Linked DNA regions of Homo sapiens: region 2 is linked to region 1. A link is a loop called in an ENCODE intact Hi-C map of the cell type or tissue named here. Cell type or tissue: B cell. All regions are shown on one strand. Each heading gives the region's core, and the rest is flanking DNA. Links, peaks and the distances in the headings are about the cores only.

Evidence for each region. Hi-C counts contacts between places; a loop is a spot of excess contacts. Peaks named below come from ENCODE experiments on the same cell type or tissue, not always from the same donor. Only the 100,000 strongest peaks of a DNase experiment are listed, where the experiment ranks them.
Region 2: a loop joins it to region 1, with 2.1 times the contacts of the local background. A loop is called at or near these places in 3 of 110 quality-filtered maps.

Annotation. Positions count from the first base shown.
Region 1 is chr2:85,987,276-86,003,472 of GRCh38, reverse strand. LOC105374843 (a long non-coding RNA gene) reads left to right here and starts at 5,395. Exons shown (of 3, transcript XR_940318.3): 1 at 5,395-5,502; 2 at 5,832-6,042. RefSeq lists enhancers at 8,932-9,111, 9,152-9,341 and a cis regulatory region at 9,082-9,595. In B cell, for the core only: no CTCF peak of the experiment used is centred there; DNase peaks (open chromatin) are centred at 8,462 and 9,282; H3K4me3 peaks cover 373 bases; H3K27ac peaks cover 1,059 bases.
Region 2 is chr2:85,850,286-85,858,285 of GRCh38, reverse strand. All of the region lies in intron 3 of ST3GAL5 (ST3 beta-galactoside alpha-2,3-sialyltransferase 5), which reads left to right. Among named protein-coding and RNA genes, the nearest start is that of ST3GAL5, 35 kb to the left of the region's middle. RefSeq lists enhancers at 4,090-4,219, 4,590-4,689, 4,700-4,839. In B cell, for the core only: no CTCF peak of the experiment used is centred there; DNase peaks (open chromatin) are centred at 4,245, 4,905, 5,997 and 6,675; H3K4me3 peaks cover 3,999 bases; H3K27ac peaks cover 6,000 bases.

The DNA of each region.
Region 1 (16,197 bases), core at 5,095-13,094:
CCAAAGAGCCCAGTCTGCCCCAGCCACCAGGCCTAGAGAAGAGGCTGGGATTTGGGATTGTTCTTGTTGCTTCTGTTGCCACCATGCTGTGTCTTGGTTAAAAACTAGTCCTGCCCCATATGTTGCAGCTTTGTCCCTTCTACAGTGATGACCTCATTGGCCTGATTCCCCAGGAGCCTCCTGAGCAGGAACTCCAAGTTCACCCTTCTATGCTCAGCCTCAGCAGAAGTTGTGTGTGTCTGAGTGTCCAGGGCATTATTATACTTGTTCTTGTACTTGGCCAGGAGCAGCCTTTCCCCACAATCCTCTAGGCCTTGTTGCCCTCCTTTTCTTTCACGATAATGATGTCCTGAGTAGGGTCTCTTCCAATCCACAAGGGAGGTCCTAATGACAGTGATATTCAGAGGGGAAGCAGTTGGGGGTCTTAATTCTGCCTCCCCAGGAACTTCCTTGTCCCCCAGGCAGCCATCTCTGCATACAGAGGGTGCTGGGTGAAACAGATCTTGCTTGGCTGCCAAGGCTCCTACTATACATTGGCCCTGTGGCAATAGGGGCCCCTTTTTTTGTTTTTGCACAATTCAGAGTGGCCAGTAAGGTTCAGGGGGAGAAGACAACCAAGATCTAATCCAAGGTGACTCTCAATATCCACAGAGATGGAAAAGTTATTGGCAGCTTTTCTCTCTAAATGTACTTACCCCTCATCGAGCCCCCAGTCACATATGGGAAGGAGGCAGAGGCTCAAAGGTATGAACTGGCCAAGGTCACAGAGCCAGCCACCAGACAGACCGTGGTGTCATGCCTCCTGGCTCTGACCACCCTGATTCTGATGTGTCTATGCTTGGGCCCCACGTCTCACCCAGAAGGCTGACTTGTGTCACTTCAAGCACTTTCTTCTGATTAACACCTCTTTGTTTCCAAAGTCATTGCCATTATTTACTTTGAAAGGTTCTTCTCTCTTTAGCCTGCCCTTTGGAGGGACTGATAATGCTGCCCAGGCGTGGCTTCATTTATTGTCTGTGAGTGTTCATCCAAGAATTACCTGGTACCTTGATTCATTCATCATGGGGTGTCCTTCCACTCACATTTCATTGGCCAAAGCAGATTACATGATAGCATCTAACTTCAAAGAAGGCAAGAAAATACAACCTTACTATGGGGATGAGAGGAGGAAAAACTGATTATCTATGCACCACTGTAATGACTATCACAGCTTTTATGAGAGGATTCCTATGTGCTTTGTGGAAACCAATGCATTTCACCTAAAATTCTTCAAATCTATATCTATAGTAAATCTCTAACAGATCAGCTTGTTGACTCTGCGAGAAAAGAAAATGAGATTAATTTGACATGATATATTCTTAGAAAATATATTGGCTTCCAATGATTTGTATTTTTTCTTTTAACTTAAAAATATTCCAATTTAAATTCTTCTTATTTCTAATTTATATTCTATGTAGTCACAACCTAATGTTTAATGAACCATTCTAGAATTTTCCCAGGGAGAGACAGAAATCTACAAGTTTATGGTTTCTTAACGCATGTGTAATTAATTGCTGCAAAAAATTAATTGCATTATATTCACTGTTAAAATGTTGTAAAGGCCTTTGTTATGGAGGACTCTGTTGCTATGGTCAAAGCAATTGCAACTCAAGATTGAATGAGCAAAAGTATTATGAATCCTCAAAGCTCTGTGTGTGTATGTGTGTGTGTGTGTGTGTGTGTGTAGCCAAAGATAGTTGAAACCAACTGATGCTTAACCTCAAAAGCAGCAAAGACTTGGACTTTCTATATGGGCAAAAGGAGGCCTGGGGTCCCACAGCATTCACAAGGCCAGGTCAGGACTCCCCATCTGAAGATAGGCAGATTGTGCTGTGAAGGCACCTCCTGGGTGAAGTTCTTCCTGATACTTGCTTAAGGTCCCCTGTCTTACCCTTTGATCCAAGCACTCAGATGACACAACCTGGGGCCCCAGATTTTTCTGTCAAGAGAGAGTGACCGGCACCATCACATGATGAAGCCAGAGGACAAAACCAGGTAATGGAGAGGCCTGAAGAGAAGGTGACACTGCCTGGAGCCACAGGGTCTCCCCTTAGCTCCTTTGGGATGAAGTTGGCTATGCATCTGTGCAGTGAGGTGCACAGAGGGTCCTCTGTGTGTCCCTGAATGATATCCAAACAGGACAGTGCAGAGGCTGCAACTGGTGTATGAATATGGTTCTCTTTCCATCAGCTCTTCCTCCTTAATCTCTGAGCACTCCCACTTCAGAATGGCAGGGGTTAACCGTGAGGAGTCACCTCCATCTGAGTGGGCAGGGAAGGCCTTAGCTGGGATGTGGGATTTGGACGGCATGTTGAAGAACAGATGGAGAGAGTGGGAGCAGGGGTTGGAAGGTCAGTGAGGAAGATCTGATTTGTCAGGTGTGGGAAGTTCCTGAAATAGGAGGTAGACCAGAAAGTTGAGGACTGCTGCAGAAGCCTTGAATGTCAGGCTGAAGTGTTCAGACACTTCAGCAGGAAGCCATAAAATGCTTTGATCTGGGTCTTGACATGTATAGACCTGGGTCAAACCAAGACAAACTTGACAGAGGGCTGTGGAACAGACAGGGAAAAAGAGACCAGAGACAGGGTCACAGGCTATTGTAGTAGTCAAAGCCAAAAGCAAGATATCCATGAGCCAAACTGCCAAAGGAAAGGAAAAGACAGGGATTCCGGTGACTAATCCTATGAATTTGAGAGTGAAAAATACCTAGAAGTTGACAATTTAAAAATATTTTCTGTCCACACCCTGTATGATGCTGAAATTTTAGGCATCTGTGTGCCCAGAAAAAGAGAGAGCCCTGACCAAATTGATAGCGTATTTCTGCCTCTTCCCAGTGGTCACATTCTCCCGGGAAAATGAAGTTTTTTACAAAAGAAGTAACTCCACCCAGTGCACGTGCATTCTTTTTCACTCTAGCAGAATAACGGGTATCTGCTCAGTTCTATCTTATTGCTAATGTTTATCTCAAACCTAGAGCTCTTCATCCACTTCCTATGGGAGCCGGAGTGGGAGGTGGGGCAAAGAGACAAAGCTGACTTCCCCTTGATCTTATTGCATCAGTCAGAGTCCCAGCAGGAGAGAGATGGCAATTCAAAGTTACAGCTCAGTCACTGGAGAGAATACAGTGAGCAGACATGGGCAAGATGGAAAAAAATGAACAAGGATGGTGCAGCACCTCTGGGATAGTAACAGTGGGGAGCCATCACCACCCTAAGCGTGAAGGACCAAGGCGGGAACGTGGCATCAAGAATGCAGAGAGATAGCACTTTGGGAGGCCGAGGTGGGTGGGTTGAAGTCAGGAGTTTAAGACCAGCCTGGTCAACATGGCGAAATCCCATCTCTACTAAAAATACAAAAATTAGCTGGATGTGGTGGCACACGCCTGTAATCCCAGCTACTCGGGAGGCAGAGGCAGGATAATCACTTGAACCTGGGAGGCGGAGGTTGCACTGAACTGAGATAGTGCCATTGCATTCCAGCCTGGGCAACAGAGTGAGACTTCGTCTCAAAAAAAAAAAACAAAAAACAAAAAACAAACAAGCAAAAAAACCAATAACAACAAAAGAACGCAGACAGAGCTATAGCCAAAGGAGGGGCTTGCTGGAAAGTGTGCCATGGCCTTCAGTAGAGGAACCAGACACTTCACCACCAAGCCACCCCCCATGGCAAAGAGGGAGAACAGTAAGTGCCAGGATGGCTCTTTCCTCCTGCCCTCCTATTCCCTGCTGCTGGCCACGATGGGCTGAACTCAACCAGAACCCAGAAGGTGCGGGAGCTCAGTTGACGTGGTTCCTACAGGCCAGTCCCAGGATCAGGGCAAGGTGGAGAAGAAAGGAGAGCGAGTGGGTCTGGAGGGACAAACGAAATCTTCAGCATGCTAATATTGATGTGCAAAACCAAGCAGCACAACAGAAACCTGCTGTCTTTCACTGAGCTCTAACCATGGACCCAGCGTGAGGAAATGATGTCAGGCCAAGGCTGGGGCTCTGAGTAAATGGTTTGTACAGACAGGAGCCTACCACTGAGGCCCTGAGGGAAGCAAATACCCGAGAACAGGCAGAGACAGAGGGAGAGAAACTGCAAATCCCTTTCCTAATTCCTGATTCCAATTCTCTGAGAGGTTTTGCAGCCTGTTTCCATGAGAGTACCCTGATTTCAGAAAAAAAAAAAAATTTCCGTTTTACACAAGGCAGAAATAGAAACTTCCTCAAGTTTCTAGTATACCCAAAGTTTCAAGTTTCAAGTATACCCAACATTCTTTGGTTATAAGAAATAGAAACTTCCTCAAGTTTCATAGAAACTTATAACCAAAGAATTTTGGGTGTACTTCATCTAAAACAAGAACCTCAAACATGCTTAATTTCATCTAACCCATAACCCTGTCTCCTTCCCCATGTTAAAGAAGAGGGGATTCAGGATCTGAGTAAGATAAGGTGAACCTTATCCTGGGAGGCGGGACTCACACTCGGGTCTACCCGACTGCAGCACTGTGGAATTTTCTAGGACTCCACAGGCAGGCAAAGCTGGCCAAAAGCAACTTCCAAAGCCAGGAGGGAACTCCACCCCCAACCAAAACCACTCAGTGAGGAAACTGGTGTCTCCATCTGTTTTTGAGCGAAAACACCCTGGAGTTCTGAGGAGCTCGCAGGCGCGGCCACCCAGCACCTAAGTGTGGGACAGGGAGCAAGAAAGGGACTGACCTTGGACCTGTGAAACCGCAACCCAGTTTCCCCAAGGGCTCCTAGGAAAGCAGTGTATTTGAAAGTGCTGTCATTCCTTTGCTAAATGCCAAGGATGGAGTGGGCTGTGCATGGGTGCGCCTCTTCCCCACACAGCCACTGCTCCCAGCCCCAGTGAGAGCCTGAGCTCTTGGAGTGAGGAGGGACCCCTGGCCCCCCTTGGTGGGCTCTCCGGCCTCCCTCTCTCGTCCCCACCCCCAGGCCCACACCCTGTCGGCCTCCCACCTCAGAGTGGAAGGTGAGGTGAGGTAATGTCTCCGCTAACCCGCAGTGGCAAGGAGATGAAAAGAATCTCAGAAATGCTATGTTTAATTTAAAGCAGACCCAGCCTGCCTTAGCCAGGCTGTAATTTCACTCAGAATAACCAGATTGTTTTTCTTGGACATTCCAGGCCACCCCCTGTTAAAGCCCAAATGGAATGTTAGGGGGCCCCTTACTGGGGGCCACATGGCTGTCCGAAACTCATTCTCCCTTGGGCCAAGGACTCCTGCTTTGGGGAAGGTCAGGACCTCTCTGAGCGTCACTTAAGGGCCTCCCCTTGGCTCCCTGGCACTCCTCCCCACCCGGCACCCCACCCCTAACTTGGTGCCCAGAGTTCTAAGGGTAAAAGGTCGTCATAGATGAGAACAGCAACACCATCTGTTCACTCTGTGTTCTCTGTGCCCAGTGTTGTGTGAAACTTTCTATCCAATATCTTGCAAAATCCTTACAGCAACCCTATAAGGTGGGTAGAATTTTTTGTGATTCTCCTTCTACAGAGGGTGATAGGGAGGCTGCATAACCTGTCCCAGGTGGCCCAGTTGGGATTTGAGCTCGCTTAGCTCTGGGTGCAAAGCCCAGGCTCTCTGGGCTGCCCATCCCAACGGCCCCTCCCTCCTGGGGCTGAGGAGTTCGGGGGACATTTGTTTCAAGGGAGCTGCCCTTGTTGGCCATCTGGGTATCTGTGGAGGGAGTCGTTATGGGGACACCTGGGTGACAGACAGCTGAAGGGAGGAGGTGCTGTAATCCTGAGCCCTTCTTCTTTCTAGTTGCTGACACCCCTACTTTGGGTAGGGTTGGGTCGGGGCCTTCCAATCTCTATAGGTTTTACTGCTTCCAAAGACCTGGCATACTCCTGGTTTGTGATGATCAAGTTCTGGGTCAGAGCAGGGAGAAGCAGCCCATGAGGCCGGTGAAATGGTGCCCAATGGAGGGGAAGGCCCTGGCTTGTGATCTTGGGCAAGTCCCTCCTCATACCCAGCTTCAGCTTCTCCTCTATAAAATGGTAAGTGGGGATGGAATGGCAGAGAGATGCGGGGCTCTGATTTCTCAGGCCTCTTCTGGCCCTGACATTCTCTGACTTTATTCTGCCAGGATCTGTGCAGATGGGCCTTGGCCCAAGGAGACATGGGAGGTAGAAGGAAGGGAGGGACTGGCAGGGGAGGGACTTCTGGGGAAGTTTCCAGGACTTGGGGGAGGAGAAAAGAATGAGTGGAGCCTGAAGCCAGAACCAGGCATGGGGTGGCCCAGATGGATTTATTCCAGAGCCTGGCCTTCTTCCTGCAGGCCTGAGGGACACTGTGGCTGGCTCAGGGCATAAGTATGCCCCAAACAGAGGGAGGGGCCTCTCTCTGCCTGGTGCCCCCTCCACTCTCAAGGCTCAGCACAACTAAAAAATGGGCTAAAAAATGAGCACTAAAAAAATTTTTAGTGCAACTAAAAAATGAGCTCTCTTGCCTCACTACTGGGGCTGCCTTTGATTTCATGGGGAATAAGGAAGGGGCCAAGGAGTACAGGATCCCAGGTGGTGGATTCTGTGACTGATGAGACCCCTCCAGCTCCCCAGGCCTGGCCGGCAAGAGGAAAGCTCATGTTGCTGATGGGGTGGAAGCCAGGATCTGCAGGCCTGGGAAGGGGCTGATAAGGGGCTGCTCTCACTGCTCAGGGGACAATGAGCTTAGTGTGGGAGGGCTGGGCTGTTGCTTTCCCTCAGGGCTCCCAAGAGAGGTTTCCATGGCACCCAGAAGCTGACTTGGCCACAAGTGTCAATGAAGACATTGTGTGGGGGTTCTTGAGCCCCACCTCTCTCATGGGGTGGGGAGGAGGGGGTGCGAGGCAGGGGAGCCGTCCCTCTAGTCCTGCAGATGCCCCTGTGTACTGTGCTATGAGATGGGACTGGGGCCTCCAAAGATACCCACCTCCTTCCTCTTCTTCAGGAAAGGGTGGAGCTGTTGGGGGCCTTCCCAGGGCAGACACTATATGAGATCCCGAATCCAGGCATGCGTTCCTCAGGAGCTGCTCACCTGGGAGAGGGAGGCAGACAGGTGACACATGCCCTCTTTGTACCTTTTTCCCACACTGAAGCCAACAGGTTGTGTCCCTCCTCTACCAATTCACCTGTAGGAATGACAAGACTCAGCCGGGGTGACAGAGTGAGACCTTGTCTCTAAATTTATTAATTAATTTAGCTTGGAGACTCTTGCATGCCTCACCTAAACACTGGTCAATCCATGGGTTGGCCAGTGCCCCTTGACCTGGGTAGCTTGGGTCAGACAAGTGAGTGGGGTCATGACACTCTCTCTCTCAGGAATGTGGCCTCCAAGACTCAGAGGGAAATTGCCTCTCGTGGAGACACCGGTTCCACTTGGACTAGGCATGGTGCTACCCAGACTCCTCCAGGACTGAAGGGCCTGCACCCCAGTGGTTGTCCCTCAGCTAAGCCCTCTTTGGGAGCAATTCAGCCCAAATCCAATGACTGGTCAATATAAAGGCATAAAGGCCAGGTACTCTTGTCCCAACTCAGGGCAGCTGTCAGCGTCCAGCCCAGCTCCAGCGCTCCTCCAGGGCTTGGCCAAGGTCTTTGTTGGGACTGTATCACAGCCCAGTTTCTCCCACCGCCACTCCCTCCTTCTCCTTGTGTGTCCTGACTCCAGGGCACACAATAAACTGTCTGCCCACCTATGTCCATCTTAGAGTGTTTCCCAAGGAACAGGAAAGATGCCACAGGGAGGGCAGGAAAGAGGATGCGTAATTAGGCCTCTCACAGGTCTGCCCCTTCTGTCCCAGCTGACTCCTGCCTCTTCTGCAGGGGGTGGGGTGGAAGCAGTGCCTCCACCCCCACCTCTGACCTTCCTGCCTGTCTGTCCTAGAGAACGTTTGCCTGGCTCTCAGGGTCTCCAAAGGAAGAAGTCAAATAAGTCACAGAGAAGCAAGGCCAGACATGATATTGCCTCTCTGGGCCTTAGTTTCTTCATCTATAAAATGGATCACTGCCACTTACTTTGCAGAATTTAGAGGAAGATCCAGAAAAAGAACATAAAGCTACTAGTTTAAGGCTTTCTTATTCTGCTGGGTCTGAAGTCAGTCATTGATGGGCTAGAAAAACAAAAGAGCCCCAATGATCGTCATGTACAGTCCCAAAGATTCCCAGGACAATGGCCATCCACTTCACCATTTCCCCTGGAGTGAGTGCGCTTAAGGACTCAAACACTACCAGTGACTCTCCTTGACAGATGGCATCATCCATGCCAGGCGGTGCCCCGAGCCCTCTTCATCCTCCTTGTGCCCACTCATTCTGCAGAGAAACAACCGGAGGTCAGGGAGACTCAGCCGGGGTCACACAGCTGGTACACTGTGGAGCCAGTCCCACCCAAGGTGCGACACCCCCAAGCTTTGGTTTGGGTAGAGCCACTGCTCTCACTTCCTCCCCATTGCAAAAGGGACTCAAGGTGGGAATCAGGGTCAGCTGCACCCTGAGAGGAACTTACCTGATTTGCAGCCAGGGATGCTCCTCTCATCTTTTGGGGAACTATTGAGAAAGGAAAGACGTGCCCAATTTCCCAGGATTTCTCTGAATTCCTGGATATTTACTCCTCAGATTTCACATCTGGGGGATGCAGTGATGTGCTGAAGCTAGCTCATACCAGCTCAAAAAAGCTGACCATGCTCCTCTCCTCACAGTTCCACGTCCACACCTTCATGTTGGTCACCATGGTGGGAGTAGGGACACCATGAGAACTGGCAATTCTACCCATCAGGGATTTAAGGGCTTTTGTTTTCAGAGAGCTGTGGTTACACACTGCCCAGCACACCCCTGGGTGGGTTCCTTAGGACCCCTAGGGAAGTAGTCCCAGCTACTCAGGAGGCTGAGGTGGGAGGATCGATTGAGCCCAGGAGGTCGAGGCTGCAGTGAGCTGTGATTGTGCCACTGCATGCTAGTCTGGGCAACAGAGCAAGACTCTGTCTTAAAAAAAAAAAAAAAAAGATGCATTCTCTTTATACATGTTACACTTTAAGTTTTTGGAGGAAGAAAAAAAGAGCATTTTCTTTTGAAGTTACTCACATTTTAGTGGGGATAGAGGCCAATAATGCCACTGGCTCCAATGATAAGAGTTTTACTAGCTTTTCTAGTTTTTTGCTAGTTTTTCTAGAGGGCCCAGGGGAGCCAGGGAGATACCCTTTGGGCTGTGGGGTTTCATTTTGGTCACATGTCTCATTTCTGCCTCTGATTCTGCTAGTTCTCAGAACCACTAATATTCTGCCCTACATGTTAGGGTCTATTTTTAGAACTTCCTCTTGACAGCACCACTCCTATCTTGTGTCCACAGAAGGGGATCCTGACTCAGCACAGGGTTCTCGGGTGTGCGGATCCCGGGCTGGGCCTCTTGAAGACCTGTGTGGCCCTTGAGCCCTCAGCTTACTTTTTTTTTTTGAGATGGAGTCTTGCTCTGTCACGCAGGATGGAGTGCAGTGGCGCGATCTGGGCTCACTGCAACCTCTGCCTCCTGGGTTCAAGTGATTTTCCTGCCTTAGCTTCCCAATATCTGGGATTACAGGTGCCCTCCACCATGCCCAGCTAATTTTTGTATTTTTAGTAGAGATAGGGTTTCACCATGTTTGTCAGGCTGGTCTGGAACTACTGACATCAACTGATTAATCTACCATGGCCTCCCAAAGTGCTGTAATTACAGGCGTGAGCCACCACGCCCAGCCCCTCAGCTTCTTTTTTAATTTTTTAATTTTTTTTTATTTTTTTTGAGATGGAGTCTTGCTCTGTCACCCAGGCTAGAGTGCAGTGGCATGATCTCGGCTCACTGCAACCTGCGCCTCCTGGGTTCAAGTGATTCTCCTAGCTCAGCCTCACGAGTAGCTGGGACTACAGGCGCGTACCACCACGCCCGGCTAATTTTTTGTATTTTTAGTAGAGAGGGGGTTTCACCATGTTAGCCAGGATGGTCTCGATTGCCTGACCTTGTGATCCGCCTGCCTCAGCCTCCCAAAGTGCCCCTCAGCTTACTTTTAAAGACCTTGTTCCAATAACACATCAAACAGCCCACACTGAGTATATGTATGTATATACACATATATGCACACATATGTGTATTATTTATTTGTTTATTTTTAATTGACACATAATAATTGCACATATTTATGGAATACATAGTGATGATTTGATACATTTAATGTATAGTGATCAGATCAGGATCATGTGTATTTTTAATATTGCAAAATATTTTTAAATGGTTTTGATAATTTTTCTTTTTAAAATAATAGTACATGAGCAACTTGTTATTTCTTGGCAATCACCACACACTCCTCAAGAATTCTTGCAAAGGAGGAAATGCTACTTTCAATTTGTTTTGCAAATGTAATGAAATTTTTAAAAATACTGAATGTATCAATTAAGGAAGCTGACATAGTGTTCCACTTTGCAGGCATTTAATTAAACATTTATTCACTTTGATCATGCAGTTTTCTTTTTATATTTTGGAAGAAATTAGTTTTTTTTTTCTCATAACTCAGACTTTTCCTGTAAGGATAGTGGCCAATTGATCAACCAGGTCTGGCTGGGAAGTCAACTTTTTGGCCAAGTGGGTGGGCCTGGCCAGGACATTTGGGATGAATAGCAGAGCCACAGCTGGGGTATGCAGGAGAGGTTGTGGGCAGAGAGTAGATGGTCTCAGAAGAGTCAGCTGTTCCCTCAGGAATTAATGACTGTCAGGCTGTTTTCCAGTTTTTGGTGTTGGGGAGAAAATCTTTGGGTCAGTCTAGAATACCCTTGCAATCATGAACTTCATTTGAGCCTGACCCAAAAATGTGTCTGATGAGTCGTCTTTTTTTTTTTTTTTTGAGATGGAGTCTCACTTTTGTTGCCTAGGCTGGAGTGCAATGGCACGATCTCAGCTCACTGCAACCTGCGCCTCCCAGGTTCAAGCAATTCTCCTACCTCACCCTCCCAAGTAGCTGGGATTACAGGTGCCTGACACCATACGCAGCTAATTTTTGTATTTTTAGTAGAGACGGGGTTTCGCCATGTTGGCCAGGTTGGTCTCGAACTCCTGACCTCAGGTGATCCACCTGCCTCAGACTCCCAAAGTGCTGGGATTACAGGCATGAGCCACTGCGCCTGGCCTGATGAGTCATCTTAAAAAGTCCTCTCATCAGACAGATTTTTATGAACTGACGAGAAAAGATGTCCCAGGTAGAGTCAAGTGAAAGAGGCACAGTGAGTAACAGACAGCACAGTGTGGGTATGCGCACACTTGGCCACACACTTGCACAGAAACACAGACGAAATCTGGAAGAATGTACTAAGAACTGGAAACACCGAGTGTATCTGGAAAGCAAAATGATGTGTGAATTTTTGACTTCTAAAATAAGAATGCTGGCCGGGCATGGTGGCTCACACCTGTAATCCCAGCACTTTGGGAGGCCGAGGCAGGTGGATCATTTGAGGTCAGGAGTTTGAGACCAGCCTGGCCAACATGGTGAAACCCTGTCTCTACTAAAAATACAAAAAAGTTAGCCAGGTGTGGTGGTGCGCACCTGTAATTCCAGCTACTCGGGAGGCTGAAGCAGGAGAATTGCTTGAACCTGGGAGGCAGAGGTTGCAGTGAGCTGAGATCTTGCCACCGCACTCCAGCCTGAATGGCAGAGTAAGACTCTGTCTAAAAAAAATTAAAAACTAAAAAATAAAATGAAATAAGAATGTACATCCATCTCTTGATTTATGTGGTCAGTCCTAAAATGTGTCCATTCACTCAAAATGCTTACTGCAAAACTTCAGAATGAAGATTCTCATACAAAATACGGAAAACGTGAGTGGTATGTTCCAGTTGATGGAAAACAACATATTCAGACTGTCCTTTTTGTCATCTATTAAATGTAGCCAGTAAACAACCCATAAAAATATATATTAATGATTATCAGGAAACAAAAAGTCCCCAGGCAAAGACTAATGAAGTGGCAGGTGGTGTGGCCAGCCTATGACCACGAACTATGTGTTCCTCTATTTTCTCCATTTTAGAAAATCTTGTTTCCAAAATGTTTGTCATGGGTGACGTTTCAGTCTTTGTCCTTTTAAAAATGTTGTGGCTCTGTTGTTTGATAAAGTGACATTTGATTGAAAGATGAAGACGGAGGCCATTTCTCTAAGGGCTGGCAACTTTTGATGATAAATATTTGGCCATGTATTCACCCAGGGCCTCCCAAGGGTATGACTTGCTAGTTGCTAGTCACATAGCCCTACAAGGTAAACCCTGAGAAATGCATGTCACAGAGTGTCATCTCAGACCACCTGGAGGATGCAGTCCCCAGGCTAAGGAAGCCCAAGGCTGGCTGAGAGTTCACTTCACATCACGTGGTACATTTGCTTGTCTCCAGGTCACATGCCTGAACTTCCTGGTCAGAAAAAGGCCCCAAAAAAGTGGGCAGGCAGGTTATTCCAAAACAAGCTTCTATATCTTTTATTTTATTATTTATTTATTTATTTTCAGAAAAAGCCTCGCTCTGTCGCCCAGGCTGGAGTGCAGTGGCGCGATCTCAGCTCACTGCAACCTTCACCTCCCAGGTTCAAGAGATTCTCCTGCCTTAGCCTCCCGAGTAGCTGGGATTACAGGCATGCGCCACCACGCCCAGCTAATTTTTGTATTTGTAGTAGACACAAACACCATGTTGGCCAGGCTGGCCTAGAACCCCTGACCTCAAGTGATCCACTCACCTCGGCCTCACAAAGTACTGGGATTATAGGTGTGAGCCACCGCCTACATATTTTAAAGGAATTAATTTCTTTAATCATTTTTTCTAAAATGTGTATACATTAATCTTGAGTGAACTGGTTAATCAGTAACAGTCCTACTTAACAAAATTTTAAAAGGAGAAGCTCAGGCTCCTGGGTGTCCATGTTTTCATTAGTTGATTTGTTCATTTAGTCACCCAGCTTTGGCTCATTACTGACTGTGATGCTCTAGACCCCATCCTGGAAGGGTGCAGAAGGCATGATGGCACGTAAGCCAAGGCCCAAACCACCAGCACACGCCTCATCCTCTCATCGACTCACAAAACACAAACTCAAAGAGAAAATCATTAAAAATTTCAAGATAAGCCAGGCACAGTGGCTCACGCCTGTAATCCCAGCACTGTGGGGGGCCAAGGCGGGTAGATAACCTGAGGTCAGGAATTTGAGACCAGCCTAGCCAACATGGTGAAACACTGTCTCTACTAAAAATACAAAAATAGCCGGGCATGGTGGCAGGTGCTTGTAATCTGAGCTACTTGGGAGTCTGAGACAGGAGAATTGCTTGTACCTGGGAGGCGGAGGTTGCAGTGAGCCGAGACTTTGCCATTCCCCTCTAGCCTGGGCAACAAGAGCGAAACTCCATCTCAGGGTAAAAAACATTCAAGATAATCAACTCAGAGCATTAAACCCCAAACGTGAGGCCTTTTAAGTGAGGGCCTCACACTGGTCTCAAACATGACCAGCCCTGCTTTATGTTATAATTATCCTTGCACATTGTGTAAGTCAAACCTCCTCAATATAATCAGTGTTTCCCTGAAGGCAGCTCATTCCAGGGCTGGCCCACGAGATGCCGTTTGGTGATATGTGAACAGGCATTTTAAACATTTTAATAGTTTAGTATTGATTTTGATGTGCATTAGAAAAATATGTGATTATCACATTCCATCTATTAAGATAATTGCACAGGGGTACATAGACTCCCTTAGGAGCAAACTTACTGCAGGTAAAAAAATTAGTTACTCTAAAGAAAAATATTAAGTATTTGCTGGGCACAGTGGCTCATGCCTGTCATCTCAGCACTTTGGGAGGCTGAGTCAGGAGGATTGTTTGAAGCCAGGAGTTTGAGGCCAGCCTGCGCAACAAAGCAAGTTCTTGTCTCTAAAAAATGTTTAATAATTAGCCAGACCTGGTGGCACATGCCTGTAGTCCCAGCTACTCTGGAGGCTGAGGTGGGAGGATCGCCTGAGCCCTGGAGGTTGAGGCTGCAGTGAGCTATGATGGCACTATTGCACGCTAGCCTGGGCGACAGAGTGAGACCCCTTCTAAAAAATAAAAGTATTAAGTAAATGATAGTACCTGTAGCGAAATATGGGAAGATGGTACTCAGAGTTTGAGAAATACTACCCAAGACTGTGAGTTCTTTAAGGTGTGGAAGGCATGGGGGCAGCTTAACACTATGCTTGGTGGGTCAATCAGCAGGGGTAGACCTCTTGCTCACCCCTGATCCAGCATCCCAGCGCAGAAATGGTGATATCCCTGGGGGTCTACCGTCCCCCATGGGTTGGGGCAGCAGGCCCATGGAATAGGGAGATGCCCGGCCCAGCACACTGACTCAGCAGCTATAACTCAACATGCTGACCCAGCAGCTATAGTGGGAGGGGATCAGGGCAGCCAGTGGTCTATGGGCTCCGGGGTAGAGGGTGGGGGCCCAGGTGCCTGTGAGGGTCTGCACTGATATTGGTATCCTCGTGCCTGATGGAGCACGGACGTCAATAGAGAACAAAAAACAGGATGACATGCCGAAAGAGAGAGACCGTGGAGGAAAGGAGAAAGCTTTACATTTTAGCACTTTCAGCAACACCTTTTTCTCCCTTTTTAAACAGGGTGCCCACGGTTTCATTCTGCACTGAGCCCCACAAGTTATGTAGCATGTCCTGACCCAAAGCAGCATGTGTCAGGTCTCACTGGGCACATGTCAGGTACAGTTTCCAGGAAGCACTAGAGGATGTGTCTCCTGGTGGTTTCAGGATCCAGAGAAGCTTTGTGGTAGATGCGGCGTCTGTGTTGGGCTTTGGAGCCAGAGGCGATTAAGACCTGCAGGGCTGGGAGAAGACACACCTTGTGGAAATGCCTGGGGTGGGACACTGAGGCTCTGCCTGGAGGATTGCCAAGGTGTGGTCTGGCTGGAGCACAGGTGGGAGATGGGTCAGGAGGTGGGGATGGGAGAGAGGCCCAGGAAAAATAATCCAAGGCTGGGACGGGGCAGGATTTGGCTTCTCATGGTGTTCATACAAGTAACATGTAACAGATTCCTTTCTAAACTTTTAGAGGCCAGGGACTGAATTTTCGCAAGACATAATTTATGAGAAGAGAGTGAGACAAGCAGAGCAGGGTGTGGGGAGAGTTAAGAGCAAGCAAGGCCAGATGCGTTATCCAGGCCAAGAAAGGAGGATCGATTGCAGTTGTCTCCAAAGTTTTTTGGTTATGCACTCATAAAATATTTTTGAGCACACTCCCTAATATGTGTATCTGCTTCTGCATCAATTGTATACTTGCACAACATTATTATTTCTGATGGATGTTATAAAACAAAAGCAAAAACAGAACTTTTAAAAAGGTCATTAAAAATGAGCATAAAAGGCCTGTCAACCATCCTCCCTCTGCCCGGCAGTGGACCGTCAGCTCCTGCCTGTTGGGGATCTCCAGGCTGGCGTTGTGTCTGGAGGCAATTTGCCTGTTTTTATGTCCCCTGTGGCAGCTCGAGACTCTCTTCCCAGATCTTCTCAAGTAGATTGAGGCTGGGTCTCTGGGAAATTTATGTTTTATATGTGTGTGCAGAGCCAGGCAGATGCAAGACAGGGGTGGGGGAGGCAGATGCTGAGTTAGCTGAGTGTCAGGGAAGATCTCAGAGGGGAGTATCAGGGGACCCTCGCAACAACCCAAATTGTTGCCTCTAGGTTGTTAGGGGATGCTGAGAAATCCAGTAACTTGCCAAAGTCACACAGCTGGAGCCAGGATTTGAACCCAGGTTTGGCCAACTCCAGAATCTCCCCTTGTGAACTTTGGGTTCAGTGCCACTGTCAGTGCAGAGCTGGCCATTCCTGGATAAGGCAGGGCACTGGGACTTCTGGAATTGGCACCTTGTCCAGGAGTGCACAAGGGTGTCTCCCACAGCCACCAGGACCTCCAACTCAGGGCTCACTGTGGGGTGGGCTGGCAGGCTGGGGAGCATGGCAGGATAAATTGTCCCTCCCTCTCCCCTCAGGTGGAAAACTCTGAGGAACATTCCCTGTCCTCTCCCAGAGGTGCCCCCAGGTGGGCCTCTGTAACTTAGTGGGAACCCACTTATTAGCACCCCCGTATAGGCTTCTGTCTCTTCCCTTCTATCCCTTCCTTGTCCCACTCCCCACTCCTGGTATCCCT
Region 2 (8,000 bases), core at 1-8,000, 140 kb after region 1:
ACAGGGAGGGGCTCAGGGGCCTTTCTGATCCCTTCCAGGTCTGAGATTCTGTGGTTCTCAGCAATTTGCCAGTGCCTGACTGGAAGATGGAGGCTGGTTTCGTAACCTGGGGCTTTCAAAGTTCTGAATTCTGGGTGGAGTTGTCTCAAACGGTAGGCTCTCAAAGAACACCTGCATGCAGCCTAACCAGTCCCCAACTCAGTGACTTTCAGACTGAACCTCACTGCTACTTCCAAGCTCCTCTGAAGCTTGCCACATTCCATCGGTATTATCCTAATTCATACGAGCCTCTCATCCTGCCATCTAAAGTATAAGTTACTTGAGAGTAGGGACTATGTCTGTAAAAATACATAGTACGTGGCATTCTAAGGAAAGGTGTAGTGAGCGAGGGCTGCCCTTTAGAGTCACCTGCTCTTCCTGTTTCCCTGGTTGTGTGTCTTCTCACCTGCCTTCCTGCATCCAGCCATGCCCCACTGTGGCCGGAGTAGTCGTGTTCTACAATTTGAATCTAATATATTGCTTCCCTCCTTAAAACTCTTTGGTGCCTCTCCTTTACCTTCAGGAAAATACCCAGACTCCTTAGTCTGGCCCAGAAGACCGTTCATGACTTGGTTCCTACTGATCTCTCCAGTCTTTTTGTGCCACCTCCATTGTCCCAACTCTATGTATTTTAGGCACACTCAACCCCTCACAGGTCCTTGGGTAAACCTCTTCTCTTCTTTCCTTTTCTCTTTTTTTTTTTTTTTTTTGAGACGGAGTCTCACTCTGTCTCCCAGGCTGGTGTGCAGTGGCATGATCTCAGCTCACTGCAACCTCCACCTCCTGGGTTCAAGTGATTCTCCTGTCTCAGCCTCCCGAGTAGCTGGGATTACAGGCATGTGCCACCACACCCAGCTAATTTTTGTATTTTTAATGGAGATGGGGTTTTGTCATGTTGGCCAGGCTGGTCTTAAACCCCTGACCTCGGGTGATCCACCCGCCTCAACCTCCCAAAGTGCTAGGATGACAGGCATGAGCCACTGAGCCCAGCTTCTTTTCTTTTCAGCAGGGCCTCACGCTGTCACCCAGGCTGAAGTGCAGTGGCCCGATCATTGCTCACTGCAGCCTCAACTTCCCAGGCTCAAGCAATCCTCCCACCTCAGCCTCCTGAGTAGCTGGGACTATAGCATGCACCACCATACGTGCCTATTTTTTTTTTTTTTTTTTTTTTTTTTTTTTTGGTAGAGGCAGGGTCTTACCGTGTTTCCCAGGCTAGTCGCAAACTCCTGGACTCAAGTGACTCAAGTGATCCTCCTGCCTCAGCCTCCCAAAGTGCTGGGATTATAGACATGAGCCACCATGCCCTGCCCTTAAAACATTTTTATTGAGATATAATTAACACACCACATAGTTCACCCATTTAAAGCATACAGTACAGCCAGGCATGGTGGCTCCTGTCTATAATCCCAGCTTTTTGGGAGGCCGAGGCAGGAAGGATCATTTGAGGCCAGGAGTTTGAGACCAGCCTGGGCAACATACCAAGACATCATCTCTATTAAAAATAAAAACATTAGCCTTGTGTGGTGTCTCACAACTGTAGTCTTAGCTACTCCAGAGACTAAGGCAGAAGGATCACTTGCGCCCAGGAGTTTGAGATTACAGTGAGCTATAATCATGCCACTGCACTCCAGCCCATAAAACAGAACAGAACAAGACACTGAGAAAAAAAAAAGGGATACAGTGCAGTGATTTTGTGCAATACACTATGGTTTTAGTGATTTACAGAACTGTGCAACCATCACCATGATCTAAGTTTAGAAGGTTTTTAGTATCCCAAAAAGAAACTCCATATCCATTCATAGTCACTCCCTATTTCCCCCTCCCCACAAATCCTAGGCAACCAGTAATCTACTTTCTGTCTGTATAGATTTGCCTATTATGGACATTTCATGTTATTCATTTCATGGTCTCCTGTGACTGGATTCTTTCACTTAGGATAATGTTTTGAAGGTACACCCATGTTGTAGCATGTATCGGTACTTCATTATTATTTCTGGATAATACCTCATTGTATGGATATACCTCATTTTGTTTATCCATTCATCAGTTAGTGGACATTTGGGTTGTGTCCACTTTTGGCTATTATGAATAATGCTGCTGTGAACATGTGTATGTAAGTATTTGTGTACCTGTTTTCAGTTCTTTTATGTATATACTAGGAATATAGTTGCTGGGTCATATGGTAACTATGTTTTGCTTTTTGAGGAACTGCCAAGCTGTTTTCCAAAATGGTTGCATTATTTTACATTCTTGTAAGCAAGGTACCAGAGTTTCAGTTTCTCCGCATCTTTATCAACATTTGTTATTATCTTTCCTTTTTTACTACTGTCATCCTGATAGATGTTAAGTGATATCTCATTGTGGTTTTGATTTGCTGATAGCTAATGATGCTGAGCATCTTTCCCATGTGCTCTCATTGACCGTATGTGTGTTTTCTTTGGAGGAATGCCCATTCAGATCCTTTGCCCATTTTTAATTGGGCTATTTGACTTTTTATTCTTAAATTGTAAGAGTTCTTTCTGTGTTCTGGATACCAGTACCCTATATCTGGTATGTGATTTCCAAGTATTTTCTCCACTCTCTAAGTTGTCTTTTCACTTTCTTTAGGGTATCATTTTTAGCACAAAAGTCTTTAATTCTGATGAAACCCAATTTACCTATTTTTCCTTTGGTCATTTATGCTTTTGGTGTCATATCTAAGAAACTATTGTTTAGTCCCAAGTTTTCTTCTAGTATGTTTATAACATACTACCTCTTACATTTAGGTCTTTGATTCGTTTTGCATTAATTTTTGTATATGGTATATTAGTCCATTTTCACTACTGATAAAGACATACCTAAGACTGGGCAATTTACAGAAGAGGTTTAATTGTAGTTACAACTCCACATGGCAGGGGAAGCCTCACAATCATGGCAGAAGGCAAGGAGGAGCAAGTCACGTCTTACATGAATGGCAGCAGGCAAAAGAGAGAAACTGTGCAGGGAAACTCCCATTTTTAAAACCATCAGATCTCATGAGACCCATTCACTACCACAAGAACGGCACAGGAAAGACCTGCCCCCATGATTCAGTCATCTACCACTGGGTCCTTCCCACAACACATGGGAATTATGGGAGCTACCAGATGAGATTTGGGTGGGGACAAAGAGTCAAACCATATCAGTGTGAGGTCAGGGTCCAAGGTCATCCTTTTGCATGTTGTTCTCCAGTTGTCCCAGGACCATTTGTTGAAAAGAACTTTCCTCTATTTGCTGCATTCTTTCTTTCTTTGCTGCCTAGAGCCTTTCCCTGCCCTTCGCCCTTCTGTTACTCGTATTTTAAGTCAAGTCTCAGCTCAGCGGTTACCCCTTCTAAGAGGCTATCCCTGATCGTCCCTCTGTGTGTGTGAGAGAGCCCCCTCATGCCTTAATCCTGATGTTTATCATTGTAGGATTTCAGCTGTTCATCTTCCCCACTTGTTTTCCAGGCCAGGTCTTGGGAGACAGGGGCTGTGTGCTTAACATCTTACATTACTTAATATGCACTTACATATATTCAACTTCAGGGGGAAGGGGAGATAGTACTTGAATCACAGTGTAATCTTCCATTACCTGTGAACTCTAGATTGTACAGAAAATCCGGTTATAACTTGTAATTCTTTGAGTACATCAGTAATGCACCTTAGGTTTAATGTGAGGAACAGGACTGATAGTTCTCTTCAACCTAAACATCCACTGGTAGACAGGGAAAAGCCCAGCACCCGCTCCCTGCCCCTTCTCCCTGAACCATGGAATGTAAGTCCTTTCATTAGGCTACTGGGCCAATTTTTAGACCTAAGCTCATGGCTGGACCAATAGTAGCCTTCATAGATGCCAATGCCCTTCCTTGATGGGCTTCAGTGAGGACTCCTGACCAATCACTGACGAGGGGGGTTGGGAGGACTTCTGATGGGGGAGTTGGCCTCCCTGGTCCTACACCTACCTGCCTGGAGAAGGAGCCAAAGCCACTTAAGCAAAACTGAGCAGCAGCCCACAGTGTCCATCTACCATGTCACCCCAGTGCTGAGCGATTTCTAAAAGGTTACTTTTTTCAATTATTTAAAAAAAACACCAAAAATTCAAGTAATACGGAAATAAGTAAAGGAGAAAGTCCCCTGTAATTTTTCATAGAGAAAGAGGAAGGAATGGGGGGCAGCTGTGTAAGTCAAACATGTTTGTAAAACTCCGTGAGTTTGAAACTAGTAAAATAGAAAGTGAAAGCCTGCTATAATTATGGTGGAATTGAGGGTGTCTTATTGTGTTACTAGAGAATTTTTTTAAGTAGGTTTTTAACATTTTGACCTTGTTAAAATGCTCCACTTTTCAAAACGGTCCTGACAGGATATCCTGCTTCCTTCCACGCAGAAGAGGTGGTTTGTGCAGAAGTGCAGGCCTCAGAATGCTTTGCACATGAGAGGAATGGCAAGAGTTGCCTATCACTGAGGATTTGGGGAGGAGGGATCACAGGATATGGGACTGAAAATGAGACAGGGCCAGATAGCAAAAGGCCTTGAATGCTACACTAAGCACGAAGCAGCTCCTTAATTTGTGCATCACTGAAGCAAGAATAGAGTGGAGGACATGGCCCGTGTGGTCCTCGTGTTCTGAGTGGCTATGACATGGAGTTCTGTGTGAGCTCTCCATGAAGAAAATCCCGTCTCCAGGCAGTCAGTGGAGATTTGATCCTTACCACAAGAGCACGTGGACAAATTTGAATTATCGTGGATGTATATGGGCAGAAGAAGGTCTCAGAGCCATAAGGGTGGGGCCCTGTTAGCTCTGTTGGTTCCACTCAGCAGCCCACAGTGTGAGTGGGACCCTGCCAGCCCTGCTAGACTTGAGCATTGTCTGGTGACGCTGGTCCCCGCCTTCATTACTGCAGCAGAGGAAGTGTGGCTGTGGCAGTTGTGGGTTTTGTATTTTCTATTTAAATATGTCCCTTAATGTGCCAGTTGTTAAAAAGACTACCAGTGGGCTCTGAAGGGATGCCTGGACACTTTGAAAGTGTGGTTCAGATGTGAAATTGCACTCAAAAGATGTTTTAAGAGAGACGAGGGCACGTTGATGTCAGTTTCGGTTTGGGCTGTGTAGTAGCAGCATTTTGAACTTGGCCCTCTCTCCTTTCTGAGAGCTAAAGACCTTATCTCCCTGCGGATGGCATTGCGTGCAGTTAATTATGGCCAGATGGACTCAGCCGCTTCTTCATCGTCTTCTCTCGGACTCTGCAGACCTACACCGTGCCTTTAAAGGAAGCAGGGCCCTCCCTGCTGAAGCATTCAGTGAGCCCAGGCACCAGCATCTTCAAACCGAGTCTTTTCTCTCCTTAGTGCTGCTCCCCGCTTTCCAGGCCTTCCTGGGATATCTTAGAGGTAAGAAAACTGAAGCCTCGACCTAGGGAGAAATGCTTTAACAAAGACGACGCTGCTAGTTAAATCAATCTAGAACTGAGTCCAGCCTCCAGATCTCCTGATTATTTTTTTTTCTAACAGTTGATGGGATGAAATCTACATAAGATTTAATCCTTTGAAGCCCATTGTTTGATGAGTATTAAAAACTTATGCAGCCACGCCTCTGTCACCACAATCCCGCTTTAGCACATTCCCATGGCCCAAGCGAGTTCCCCGGAGCCCCTCTGCAGTCAGTCCCCACCCTCAACCCCACCCCAGGCTTCCACCAACTGGTTGAGTTTATAGTGTAGTGTTATTTCCATGACTTGGTTATTTAAATTTTTTTCTGCTTCTAACTGGGTAAGAGTTATAACTTAAATGTGAGTAAAATATGTCAATAACGTGACCCTCAGTTATTGTCCTTGTGTGATATCATACAAGTCTCCACACATGCCAGGTACTGGGCAAAATGCTTAGGGCATCAGAGCAACCTGCGAAGAAGCGACCAGCACCAGAGTTTACAGGTGTGGGAAATGAAAGTTCCACAAGGTCACTGATGCCCCCAGATCACGTGATCCATGGCAGAATTGAGCTCCTTCCCACATCTCATTAATGCCAGACACAAGTTTTCTTTCAATCTGAATGCTCTGCCCTGTTCCGGATTTTTAAAAAATAATAAGTGCAATAGAACATTGCCTTTTACTAAGAATTATGCCACTTACTTGTATTTCTGAGAAGGGTTGTCCTTAAGATTTCAGAGTGGAAATGAAAGTGGGGATTTTGCTGAGGAAAATTACTTTGATTGTTTTTAATACCTTTCTGTGAATTTCACATGATGTTTTTATGGCACACTGCCACAGCATTAACAATTGGCACTACCAGATGTCTACTTTGTCTTAATTGTGGGCAACCTGCAAGCGCAGCCTGGAAGATGTTAAAAACTGAAACCTTTATTTTTGTCCCTGGATATAAGACGAACGGGAGTTCTTGTATTTTACGAGAGAGTCACCAGCTCCTGGCTTCCAGTGAGCCTCATCTGGATGAATGCCACCCAGGCCCCAGCTGACGCCTCTGAGGCCTTCCTGGGAGCTCTGGAGTCCTCACAGCCTAGTCACACTGCTTCCTCTCTTCATTGCAGCTCCTGAAGGTGCGGCACTCGCCTTGAGGCACTTTCTTCTGAGCTGTGAGCTATGGGCAAGCAGTGGAGGGGGAAGAGAGCAGCTGAAGCAGATGCCGGTTCAACTTACTTAAAGATGTGGGACAAGCTCTGAGGAAGCCCCCAAGACAATGATGTCTGGTTGTGCACCATTGAAGCAAGAACAGAAACCATCCCAGAGTGGAGGACATGGCCCATGTGGTCCTCCTGTTCTGAGTGGCTATGAGATGGAGTTCTGTGTGAGCTCTCTACAGAAAAAGCCCTGTCTCCAGGCAATCAGTGGAGATCTGTTAAACGAGTTGAAACAAAAGAGGACAAGGAATTGCTGTGGCTTTAGACGTTGCCAGGACATGTAGAAACTCACTCAGGATTTACTACTGCATCCACTGTCACTTAGGCGCAGGAGGGGTCACAGTCAGAAGGTGACTACTGAGAAATGTGCCCTACCCACAGTCTAGAAAATTAAGTTTGGGCTGGGCGTGGTGGCTCACATCTATAATCCCAGAACTTTGGAAGGTGGAGGCAGGTGGATCACTAGGTCAGGAGTTTGAGACCAGCCTGACCAACATGGTGAAACCCCGTCTGTACTGAAAATACAAAAAGTAGCCGGGTGTGTCAGTGCACGCCTGTAATCCCAGCTACTCAGGAACCTGAGGCAGGAGAATGGCTTGAAACTGGGAGGCAGAGGTTGCAGTGAGCTGAAATTGCGCCACTGCACTCCAGCCTGGGTGACAGAGCGAGACTCTGTCTCAAAAAAAAAAAAAGAAAAAAAAAGAAGAAAATTAAGTTTGAAACCTGAAATTAACCTCTTGGTGAGAATGGAAATGGAATGAAATTTCACTCCTTTCCAGATGCAGCTTCTGAAGAGGAGACCTGGCAGCCTGGCGAGCATCCAGCTCGCTCACGCACCTCTTTCTAGTCCCGTGGCCATCAGTGAGCTTCTCCGGGTCCCTCTTGCCACTTCTCAGATGTTCCTTTCTGTCCTAGGAGATTTGTAAAACCAGATACTTAGGATATGATTCTCTAGTGGAGGGTTAGGCCTTTAGGTCTCTAAAAATTGCCATTCATGACCTTCGGGCCTAGGGTTTTGAGATGAATGTGCAGTGTGTGTGGCCGCTCTGTGTGTCCCGCTTCCACCAGCTTGGCATTAAGCACCCGGAGCATCACCTGCTGGGCAGGCCTGGCCAGGGGTGAGCCCCTCCATTCGGGGGCTCAGGGTCAAGGCAGATTCCTTGCTTGGCTTTCCTGCTGATTTCCTCATGAAGATGCCAATTCGTATTTAAACATTTGTTATCAATGGTGGTGTTTGTGTGCTGATTTCTATAGGTAGAGGCTGTTGTTTTAGGAGCCAGGTTTGCTGGGCCAGCTCAGACCTCTTACAAAGTGAAGATACTAATGAT